Regions from separate parts of the Mus musculus genome. Here region 1 is linked to region 2. Evidence: chromatin loops called from intact Hi-C (ENCODE). Cell type or tissue: left cerebral cortex. All regions are shown on one strand. Each heading gives the region's core, and the rest is flanking DNA. Links, peaks and the distances in the headings are about the cores only.

Region 1 (5,916 bases), core at 613-5,612, 130 kb after region 2:
GTGATGACGGTTTTACTATTACAACATGGTGTTAACACAGGTGCACGTATGCAGAACAGAAGGGAGTTAGAAACTGGAGCCAAGTCAGAGGTTATATGAGTCGGGTGCCAAGGACACTAGAAGGTGTGGCATGGGTGTTTTATGTCTCTAACACTGTGCCACCTTAAGAGAAGCAAACACATCTCATTTTAATGAGGATCTCATTGTCACCATAATCCATAGTGTCTGTCACAGGACACATAGGTTGGAGCTGAGGAATTCAAGGCTAGATCAAATACATCTACATAGGAACACAAAAAGAGGCACACAAAGTGTGTGATCCACTGGGGTATGAATGGTTGGGATGCTGTGTCCTCTTCAGCCTCACTCATCTTTAAGCTGCGTCTTTTTTGGTTTTTTGGTTTTTTGGGTTATTTTGTTTTTTGGGTTTTGTTTTGTTTTGTTTTGTTTTGTTTGGTTTTTTTCAGACAGGGTTTCTCTGAATAGCCCTGGCTGTCCTGGAACTCACTTTGTAGACCAGGCTGGCCTCTAACTCAGAAATCTGCCTGCCTCTGCCTCCCGAGTGATGGGATTAAAGGTGTGTGCCACCATGCCCAACCTTAGGGAACCGTTGAGCATCGTTTTGTTTGCTTTAACTGTGCCTGTGGCTTATTAACAATCCTTCTGCCATCTATGCTCCCTATCAGTGAGTCATGGCAAGTGGCTCATGGTTAACACATGTGGAGCCTCACACAAGGAAATCCTCTACTCTCCATTAGCGTTTGAGAGAGGAGAAAGAAAACCTTGGTGGTAGAAAATCTTTTACCCAAAGCAGAAACTGAATTTCAATATAACATTGATTGTATTATATAATAGGATATGCGGGCATACGTAACTGAGATGCTGAGTTGTTAACTCTAATACAATTAGTACAAGGTCTCTATGAGGAGAAAGAGACTCTGGTGCAAGACATCTGTGTATGGGTGGTATGAAGAGTTAATATCGATAAGTTGTCATTCTTATGCCAGAAATGGTAGTTAACACCTATAAATACATCTTGCAGGAGGATCATGGGTTCAAGCCCAGCCTCAGGTGTATAGTGAGACTGTCTAAAGACAGCCAAGGGCCGGGATGTATGTAGCTCAGAGGTAGATAGAGAGCTTGCTTGCTTAAGCTATATAAGAGTCTGGGTGTGGTCTTCAGCACAGGGAACAGAATGGGGGATTCTTTCAACTACAGATGTTCCTTGATTCATGAATTAAATTGATCATAAATTGAAATGCATTTAGCAATCTAAGACACTTAACCAAACATCATAGTTTGCATACATACATATAGTACATACATGGTAAAGTGTAGGCTGTTTACCCTGATGATCACATGGCTAGCTGGGGGTTGTGACTGCTGCCTTTCAGGTTCATGAACAAGAACTGTAACTCCTACTTCTAGCCAAGGAAAGAATCAGAGTCGATGTATATTGTTTCACTGAATGTGTATCGTGTTTGCACCATTGTAAAGTTAAAAATAATCTTAACTCTGGGACCATAAAAAGACATATAGAGTCAGTGCAATCCTAGTCAAAAAATCCCACTAAGCTATTTTGCAGACATTGACAGGTTTATTCTATAGTCCTTATGGGAAAAAGGGCCAGAAAAACTATCAATCATCATCATCATCGTGCTACTAATACTACTACTAATAGTACCTGACATTCCAAGACTTACCATAAAGCTCTTGTGACCAACACAGCTGAAAAAAGAATAGATAGATCAAGGGGAAGAATGGAGTACTCAGAAACAGACCCTCATAGTGATAGCAAGGGCAGTCCAATGAAAGGGGAACACAGAATGTTTTTTAACAAGCTGGATATGGCACCACTGGATACCCAAATCAAACATCATCATCAACAACAACAACAACAACAATGAAGAGCCTACACAGAGATCAAGAAAGTAATTCAAAATGGGTACTACACCCAGATGGAAAACGCAACACAGTAACACTTCCATGGGTACCAGACCCAGAAGGAAAACGCAACACTGTAACACTTCCAGGAGGTAGCTGAAGTACTCACTGCCCCAGCAGAGACACTAGGCTAACACTGGAACTGTAGGGACATTAGCACTGCCCCTAGACAGCAACGATGTGTCAATGCGTGCAATGTTCCATGTTTCTCACACTCAGACATGATCCTCACATGTCCCCCACCACCCAAGAGTAACTCATGAAAAAAGGATACTCTGTACTTCATTAGAAATTAAAGTTTTCTTTCAAATCTTAAAAGATGCCATTAAGAGATGAAAAAGACCCTCACAGGCTGGGAGAGAATGGTTTGTCCAATAACTAGCTTTCTTGATGCTCCTGCACATTTGCCCCCGTGGGTCCTTCTGCCTAGAGTGCTGTAGGCTAGCACACACCACTGTTCCTCCATACACGCTCCATTTCCCATCTTTACTCAGTATCTCTTCTGACATCTTAAATTTGTATTTTAATGTCTCCCTTTTCTTCTCTTCCTCATCCTTTTTATCTGTAGCTCTTATTATCATCCAGCACACTATTTTGCTTATTGAATACTAGGTGCTGACTAAATATTTATCGAATGAATACCAATACCTCCAATAGCAAAATTCTCCATGCTGTTTCTATAGAAACACCTATACCACCTTTTAAAATAATTCACTCTTCATAGTTTTGACAGACATGGGTGCATGTCTAATGGAGCCGAATCTAAATTAACACCACACAGGTATGGTGTGGACGGAACAGCAGACATGGGGGTCTCATGATCCTGAATGATTTCTGAGGATCAACACCCTAGAAATTGTAATAACAGATGTAATATTTTTAGTTCAAGAGCAATTGTTAAATTTAGCACATTTTGTGCTATCTGTGGAAGAGGCCAATGTGTTCAGACTAAGAAATCCAGAGTCATGTGTTTTCATATTTTCCATCCTAAGTTTATTTCCAGAATGAAAGATAGATATATGCCCAATATCTTTTAAAATCAAAGAATGGGCATTGTCTTTTACAGTGTCATTTAACATGAAAGCAAGAAGCCTTGCCCTTCTCTGTTGTTTCAAAGTAACTGCCTCCATCAGCTGAGTTCATACTGCCATCTAGAGGTCACATCTGAGCACTGCACAAAGGCGGCGGCGCGTTTCAGAGCCTGCCAGAGTGATTAAAAATAAAATAACTAAAACGCTTAAATATATCAAAACGATATGTAATTTCTTCTTAGATCTCTGTTGCTGGAAATTTGAGTTGGAGCAAGAGACTAGAGAAAATGCTGACTGTGTCTAGTAGATGCCAGACAGCACACGAATGTGTGCCTTGTGTCCATTCACTGAAACCTCAGTGTAAGAGAGAGGGACCGTTACTATTACCAGTCCTGCCAAGAAGAAGGCTCAGAACAATCAACCATGTGTCTTCGTGTTTCTTAATAGTTTCGTAGTAGTGGAACCCAAGTCTGTGTGACCCTAAGTTTCTAGGTCCAGGGCTCTCAGAGATGGGTCCATTTCTCAGTATTACAGAAGTTCCCAGAAAGGATGGGGGGGGGGCCGTCAATGGACATTCTTGCGATGTTTGAGCATTATTGCTAATCTCCACTAGTACCAAAGATCCATATGTTTTCCTCTATAAACACTGAAATATATATATATACACATACACACACACACACACACACACACACACACACACATATATATATATATATATATATATATATATATATATATAGAGAGAGAGAGAGAGAGAGAGAGAGAGAGTAATGGTACTTGGAAGATAACCTGGTGGTAGAGGCAGCACTGAATTGGAAATACCCTCTTTCATTAAGTCTGTGGTCGGTTTTTTAAGTGTCTCAGTGAGCCAAGTGAGACACTTCCCAACCCTATCTTCTAACTTAGCAGAGACCTGAAGAACTATTTATCCACAGCCTACCTTTGTGAAAGGTTTCCACTGTAGGGCTCCACGAGGAATAGACTGATAATATCAAAGGACAAAGACCAGCATCGCAGAGTGCCGGCTAATCTTATGTCAACTCAACACACAGACTAGAGTTATCTGAAAGGAGGGACCTTCATTTGAGAAAAGGCCTCCATAAAATATGTCTGTAACAAGTCTGTAGGACATTTTCCTAATTAGTGATTGATGGGGAGAGCCTAGTTTATTATGGGTGGTGCCATCTGTGGGCTGGCGGTCTTGGGTTCTAAAGAAAGCCAGATGAGCGAGCCGCGGGGAGCAAGCCATTACGCAACATCTTTCCATCAGCTCCTACAGCCAGGTGCCTGCCCTGACTTCTTCAGTGATGAACAGCAATGTTGAAGCGTAAGCCAAATAAATCTTTCCTCCCCAACTTGCTCTTTGGTTATGGTGTTTTGTTGCAGCAATAGGACCCCTAACTCAGACATACAGTTTCTAGCTTTTAGCTGGTATCTCAGCCCCATAGGTTTTATAACTAAATGATATATGTGAGAATTGAAACAGTCTCTCCAATAGCATAGCTCTACGGTGTTTTGCTTCACTAAAAAGTACTAATTTGCTGAATACCCATGTTATATTCCAATCACCATAGCTATACTTTGCCATTAAACTGTATTTTTAATTTGTGTATTCGATATATGTATGTGTGCACATGAACACACATATACATGCAGAGCCACAGGTTAGTGTCAGATGTCTTCCTCTGTCATTTCCCACTTTATTTTGAGACAAGGTCTTTCACTGAGTTTGAGACTAGCTGTTTCAGCAAGGCTAGGTGGCCAGTAATCTAGGGAAATCCATTCCTCTGCTCACCCAACGCCGGGGTTACAGGTTGAACCATTACGACATCTTCATTATTTGTGAATGCGGAGGAACCAATCAGACCTCACACCTCTACCCACGGAGCAATCTGCCCAGCCTGCACTGAAATATTTTCATAAGGGCATCCAAAGATGGAAGGGCCTTAGGGTTCCAATTCCCTTTAAAAGCCCAAGATAGACAGTCCTGTAATGCCGCAACTATTCTTAGGACATTTGCCCAAGAAAATGTTAGCTTTTGTTTCAAGCAGTTTTTTTTTCTCAGCTCTCTTCCATCTTTCAAGGGAGCAGCCTCTCTGAGCCAGTGGTTATCACCCTTCTTAACGCTGTGGCTCTGTAATAGAGTTCCTCATGTTGTGGTGACCCTTAGCCATAAGATTGTCATTGTTGCTGCTTCATAACTAATTTTGCTACTGTTGTGAATCATAATGGAAATGTTTTGGATGAGTCTTGTGAAAGGGTTGTTTGACCCTTAGAGGGGTCTCGACACTCAGGTTGAGAACCACTGAGCTAAAAGATCAGCATAGCTTCTTTAAATCAAATAACCACAGCAGGTAAAGGGTTGGCCAAAGAAAATAGCCCAGAAGAAGATAGCTGGCTTTTGGAAAGTGCCTGATTAATGATGGACCTCACCCAGAGCAGTTAGACCCTGGTGGTTCCCAGATGTGGCTAAAGAGACAGCTGACTTCACTGTTTCTCAGGATGAAATGCCCTGTAAATGTCTCCTGTGACTGGCTAGTCTCAATCATAAGGGCATGATTTCTACAGCAGTAGTGAAAAGATGGCTTTTGTTAAGTTAAGGTTGTCACAATTAAGGTTTCAAAAGAGGAAAAATGTGTGGATTTTTTCAGTCAAAATTGAATTTTGACCAGCAAATGTTGTCAGGCACAATTCTCTCTTCTCTTATTTCTAGTCTCATGTTTAAAAAAGAAAAGCACCCACAAATAGTAGAGGCATTGCTTATATTTCTTGTCTCCTTGTTTTCTTCTGTTACAAAGTTTTCAACTGAGCTGGTTAGTTCCCATCAACTTGACACAAAGTCACCTTGGAAGAGGGAACCTTGGTTGAAGGCTCCCTTCTGTCTGATGGGCCTGTGGGCATGTCTGTGGGGCGTTTTCATCATTGCCAGTTGATGTGG
Region 2 (5,916 bases), core at 512-5,511:
ACACCATCTCCCATGTGACACTTCCTAGGATAACAGCTATCTTGTGAACGCCCAAGCACATGCTTGCACGCGTAATGCATTCGTGACAGCTGCCCCAGGAAAATGACACACCTCTGAATCTGTGGCCTCTTGATGTTGTTTGGAGGACAGTAGCATAGTTGTCATTTTTACGTGCTGACTTGGGGGCGGGGGGAGGTGCTATTGCTCCCAGTCAGTATTCACTCAAACCTTAATCTAAGTGGTGACGTGAAGACACCGTAGATGTGAACGGCATCTCCAATCCGTTGGTTCTGAGTCTGGATCACCTCCAGTCATACGTGTGGAGCCCTATACAATCAGCTGGAGGCCCCAAGTGTAAAAGCTAAGATTTCCCAAAGAAAACATTCTCCTGCCTCAGGACTATGACTCAACTTCTGCCTAAGTTTCCAGGTTACCTTAGTATGTTGGACTTGCTCCCAACCCCTTGCTATCATGTGGGCCAATGCATTAAGAAGAAACTTTGTGTGTGCACTCAGTCATGCATGATGTAATGATGTTTTGGCTAACAGAAGACCACACATTTGAAGGTTATCTCTTCAATGATAACAGAGCTGAAAAATTCCTATTATGTCCTGGTGTCGTAGAACAATGACTTATTCACATGATTTCTGTGATGCCGGGTGATCTACTGTGCTGCAATTACATAGAAGTTCAGCACACTGTGAACAATGCACAGTACTTGATATAGAACAACTACAATCCTGCTTTATCTACCATACTGTATGTCCTTATGAGTTTAAATGTGCTCTTATTTAATATTATCAAGCAATATGTCATTAGTGCATACCGATGTTTATGTGATAAGAAAATCATTCTTAGAGCAGAGGTAAGAGGGCTCGCTACCAAAGCATGAGGACCTGGGTTCAGATCCCCAGCATCCATGTAAGAGTTTGGATGTGGTCATATGTGTTGGTAATATGCTGAGGGAGGCACAGAGAAGAGGATCACCCAGGCTTGCTAGCTACCAGCCCAGCTCCAGTTTTAGTTAAGAGACCCTGTCTCAAGGGACTAGGTGGAAATTGACAGAGCAGGACATATGCCACATCCCTTAGGTCTCTGAGCATACTCGTGTGTATGTACCATACTAATGCACACACATTATCACACACAACTTATTCTGAGAACATATCCTTGTCATTAAGTGATGCATAATATTATATATATCTACATATGTATGCATATACAGATACAGGTAAAAGCATACAGTTATGTGTACAGACACACACATACACACACACACACACACATATACACACAACTGTGCATGTTCAGCAAGCCCATCTTAAATCACCTCTACACTCATCTTGCCCTTCCCATGATAGGCAGGGCAGGGAATGCCTGTTGAAAAGTCGGGGCAGTGTGCACTCCAGTACAATCCTTACTACCAGTTTGGAGATGTCTGTCTTCAGCGTTCTCATCGTGGTCGATATTTGCTTGAGTCAATAGCTGTTCATGGTGAAGAAGCACCTTTGAGGGTTAAGTGCTTTCAGACTCTGAACACCAGTGCCTGCCTTAAAATGCCACTTAGCTGTCTAATATCTCTTGTTCATCCTATCCCTACACAGCTACGTGTCTGGAGAAACCAGCCTACACTTGCTGCTGCCTACTTCGATGTGGTCACAGCCCTCACCACAATACAGAAACTGCTTTCTTTAGACTCAACAGAGCCTTTTCCGTGACTGTATCTGATATGCATTGACTTCAGTTTACTTATTGTCTTAGCTTGATGAATCCACTCGTGGCCTATACTCTTTCCCTAACAAGGTTCCCTCTGTCTTCCTCGGCCATGTCTCTCTTGGTTTGCATCTTGTGTCATCTGCCTGTAGTATTGCAGACTCTTCCAGCTAAAGTGGTCTATTTTGGGTTAAGCAGTATCTCCCAAAAGACAGATCGATGTCCTGGTCCTGCAACCTGTGAATGTGACCTTCCTTGGTAATTGTGTCTTAGCAGATGTTATCCAGTTAAAACAAGGATATTAGGTTGGGTGCTAATCAGTATGACTGATGGCCTCAGAAGAAAAGGAAGACAAGAGACCAGAGGGCTGTGGGACAACAGAGGCAGAAGGTGGGGCAGTGCAGCCTCAAGCTAAGGAGCATGCCAAGGATTGCTGATAAATGGCAGAAGCTAGAAAAGGAGGGATCGACCACATCAGATTTCAGAGGGAGCTGGGCCCTGACAGCAGAGTGATTTAAGACATGTCATCTCCAAGATGATGACATACAACCCTTGTGCTGGTTTATTCCACTTGTACTTTGTCACAGCAACGGTAGGAAATTAAGATGGGGGTGGGGTGGGGTGAGGTGGGGGTGGGGGTCGGGTAGGTGGAGAGTGTCTGGAGAGATAGTTCAGTGGTTAAAAGCACTCCTTGATTGTCGCGGGCCGTCCAGCGGCTCGCGAGGAACTGGTATGGCTGAGATGGCAGACTCGAGCTGAAAGAAAAGGAACTAGACTGACGGGAGAAAGAACGGAGCTAAGACAACCGGTTTCTAATCAAAGCTCAATTTTACTATTCAGTGCACTGGGTTATGAAGAAGGGGGAAGGGGCTCATTCCTGCCAAACAATCCTGGAGTCCAGTTGCAGGTGACCACGTGCTTGGCTCCGGAGCAGCTAGGCGGCAGGTAGCAGGTAGCAGCAGTGGGAGTGGCAGAACGATGGGGCGGGGCGGCAGGCTCCACCCCACGCTCCCTTCCTGCTAATAGTGAAACCTGAGCTAACAGGTTTCAGGCCGAGGGTGGGGAGGTTACACTTGATCTTGCAGAACCTTTGATACCCAGCCCTCACATGGGATGCTCCTAACTGTAATGTCAGTTCTAGGGGTTCTGACGCCCTCTTCTGGTCTCTGCTAACTCCAGCATACTCATGGTATCCACTCACACAAACACAAACTTCTTGCCCATTCTCCACAAAGGGCACCTTCCTCATCTCATGGGTTAAATGTAGTTTCATTCAGACTCATAAGCCCGAAATTTCTTTTAGTAGAAATAGAGAAATCCAGGATAGGCAGAGCTACACAGAGAAACCCTGCCACCCACCCCCCCCCCCAAACAAAACAAAACAAATAAAACCAAAGAAACAAAACGAAATAGAATAGGCACGGGTGCTGCGTGATGCTGCCCACAGGAGCCGCAGTTTTAAGTTACAGTGACTCACAGGAAGGTTTATGTTGTACAGAATTCTGTCCTTGGTGATGGGCTGCCATTGCCTATGCCTGGACTGTTCTGCCCGTGGATCTGCCTGGCGTGGGGTACTTCCAGATGCCGCCCGTGATGATGATTCCTGGGAATTTGGCAATAACAAAAGGTCAGTATGTTCTCAGGAAAGCTTCTTATGGAACATTCTAGCATGGGGGGATGTTTAGCCTGGTGACTCTGCAGTGGAGTTTCAATAATGAATTCAGTAAGAAGCGTGTCCCCGGGCAGCTCTGTCCCCGGTGGGACTGTCTGATGAAGTGGGCTCTGTTAACCGCTCTGGGGGCTTCATAGGCTTTGATTACTGCTCACGAGGTTTGCATTTCTTCAAGGAGCTTAATGAGGTTTTTCTAGGGGGCAAAAATCATAAATTTCCATGTTTTAGTAGCTCGCTTGGTAGAAGCATAAATTGTACATCTCTCTCACAGCCCATAGGAGAGGATGCCTCACTTGCTTCTTCTGTGAGGTAGTAAGACAAATGTCATCTGGTCCATCACGTCTGAAGAAATATAGAGAAGAGCATGGTTACCATAAACATTAATTATCTTTTAAAGGGACATACTCAGTTTAAACAAAAATATCAGGTTTGCAAAATGTGTAATGTGTCTTTTGCAGCAGTAGGAGCCAATGCCCAATGTCAACTGAATGTTTTTATAGCCTTAAAATATCTGCATTCATTTTCTTTTATATGGTCATAATTATAGAGCAAAACAAATCATTTCTAGTAAATTCCAACTTATTTAAGTGATCTTCTTCTCCCACCAATCTTCTTTGATTGATTTATTTATTTCCTATTCTTTTGTTTAAAAGTACTTCTATATCTTAAATGATTCTAACCAAATTCATAGTTGATAGCCAAATGTTTTTAATAACTCTCCCCCATAGTTTAATGGCAAACACATCAACGTATGCTCGACTGCCTGTCAGCTCACTAATAGTGGCATCCGTTCCTCTGAGGAGCCCGGGAATGTATATATAAAAAATGCAATCAGAGGCATTCTAAATGAAATAGCAAATTTAGCTGATGGAATGTGTGGCATACTAATGAGCCTCTGCCAGGCCCGCTGTGCGCTTGTGCGTGACAGGCTGAGAGTGATGACCTTGTTCCAGACTTAAGCAGAGAGTCACTGCAGCTGGCGACAAATAGATGCCTCTGATTACACTCCAGCCACCCCGCCTCTCCTGGGACCTTAGTAGGAACTCGCAAAACACATGAAAAAAAAAATGCAACTTCAATTCACGTCACAGATTTGCTGACTTCTGGGGGAGTGGGGCACAGGCAAGGGGATACCTGGAGCTAAATCTCTGAAGTCCACAAATAGCTTCAAAATTCCTTGTTCTCCTAACTGATACACTTAACAAACAAACAAACAGACAAACAAACAAAACAACAACAAAACTAAACCTAGAAACTCATAGCACAGGCTGGCCTGGAACTTCTTATGTAGCTAAGGATGACCCTGAGTTTCTGAGCCTCTTGTCTCGGCCTTCTGAGTCTTGGCCATACCGGTGTGTGCTATTATGCCTAGTTTATGTGGTGCTGGGGATAGACCCCAGAGCTTCATGCAGGTTACACCAGCACTCAACCCACCAAGCCCCTTCTCTAACCCCTTAGGCAACATGTTCTCAAAATTAATCTTAAAATTCAGCAATTAATCTTAAAATTCGCTGCCTTCCCTTGCTGCTTACAATCTTTGAAAAATAAAAACCTTTTAAGCACAACCTGCAAACAGTTTAAAGGGTTCCCTAAAACAGGAGGAGGAGCTTAAGGACTGGTCCAGGAGTGGCGCTTTAGCTGATAACGCGGTTGCCCAGTGGGCTCAGTGGAGACACACACACTTCCTAGTACTGATGGTGAGAGGACTTGGCATAGAGAAGCTCCTGTTGTCAGAGAACAGAGGTAAGGCAGCTATCAGCCATGTGCCCACTGTATCAGTGAGGGACAAAAAGCTTTAATGCCAGGCTTGGATTTGCAAATGGGACACTTTGTCTCTAGGACATAAGTCTTTTTGTTTTGTTTTGAGATAGGGTCTCACCATATAGCTCTGGCTGTCCTGGAACTCATGCTATAGACTAAGGCTGGCCTCAGACTCACAGAAACAAGCCAGCCTCTGCTTTCTGAGTGCTGGGACTAGAGGTGTGCACCACTACTTCTGGCTCAGGACCTGAGTCTGAAGTGTTATATTTTGTTGCCTTTCTAGCCTTTCAAATGGCTTCTACTATTAGAATCGTGTTAGTATGTTCTCTTGGAAATCTAATCCAGGAAAAGTGTGCAAGGAAGCTTCTAATGTTTTCAACATGACAGGTCCACAGTCTTAGGGCTGATGTAGCCATGAACAAAGGACCAAGGGTTCAGCTAATTTTAAAACAGAGTTTGAAAGTTTAGCAGGGATTGCTTTAGAAGACTGTACACTCACTATAGATGCTTGGATACCATCCTGTGATGAGTTGGTCAAAGTGCAAGAGAGTGTAAAAGACACTCTTAACACTGAAATGAGAGAGAATAGCCAATAAGCAAACGAATCATGTTACTTAAAATCTGTGTAGCCAATAGCCAAGATGGTCCCCAGGGGTCTCAGCTACTTAATATTTATGGCTTTGTGCTTCCTCCCACTGTGTACTGGGATCAGTGCAGGAACACCACAGAATATGGCAGATACAAAGCCTGTCTTGGGTTCCTGCCCATAC

Evidence for each region. Hi-C counts contacts between places; a loop is a spot of excess contacts. Peaks named below come from ENCODE experiments on the same cell type or tissue, not always from the same donor. Only the 100,000 strongest peaks of a DNase experiment are listed, where the experiment ranks them.
Region 1: it touches region 2 in a loop (2.1-fold over the local background); 2 of 42 quality-filtered maps call a loop at or near these places.

What each region holds. Positions count from the first base shown.
Region 1 is chr12:71,704,842-71,710,757 of GRCm38, forward strand. The region is part of intron 2 of 9630002D21Rik (a long non-coding RNA gene); the gene reads left to right. Among named protein-coding and RNA genes, the nearest start is that of Gm46356, 78 kb to the left of the region's middle. In left cerebral cortex, for the core only: a CTCF peak has its summit at 3,106 (motif pointing left); a DNase peak (open chromatin) is centred at 3,120.
Region 2 is chr12:71,574,807-71,580,722 of GRCm38, forward strand. It overlaps 9630002D21Rik (a long non-coding RNA gene), which reads left to right and starts at 3,125. Exons shown (of 3, transcript XR_872814.1): 1 at 3,125-3,340. In left cerebral cortex, for the core only: a CTCF peak has its summit at 2,878 (motif pointing left); DNase peaks (open chromatin) are centred at 2,851, 3,260 and 4,275.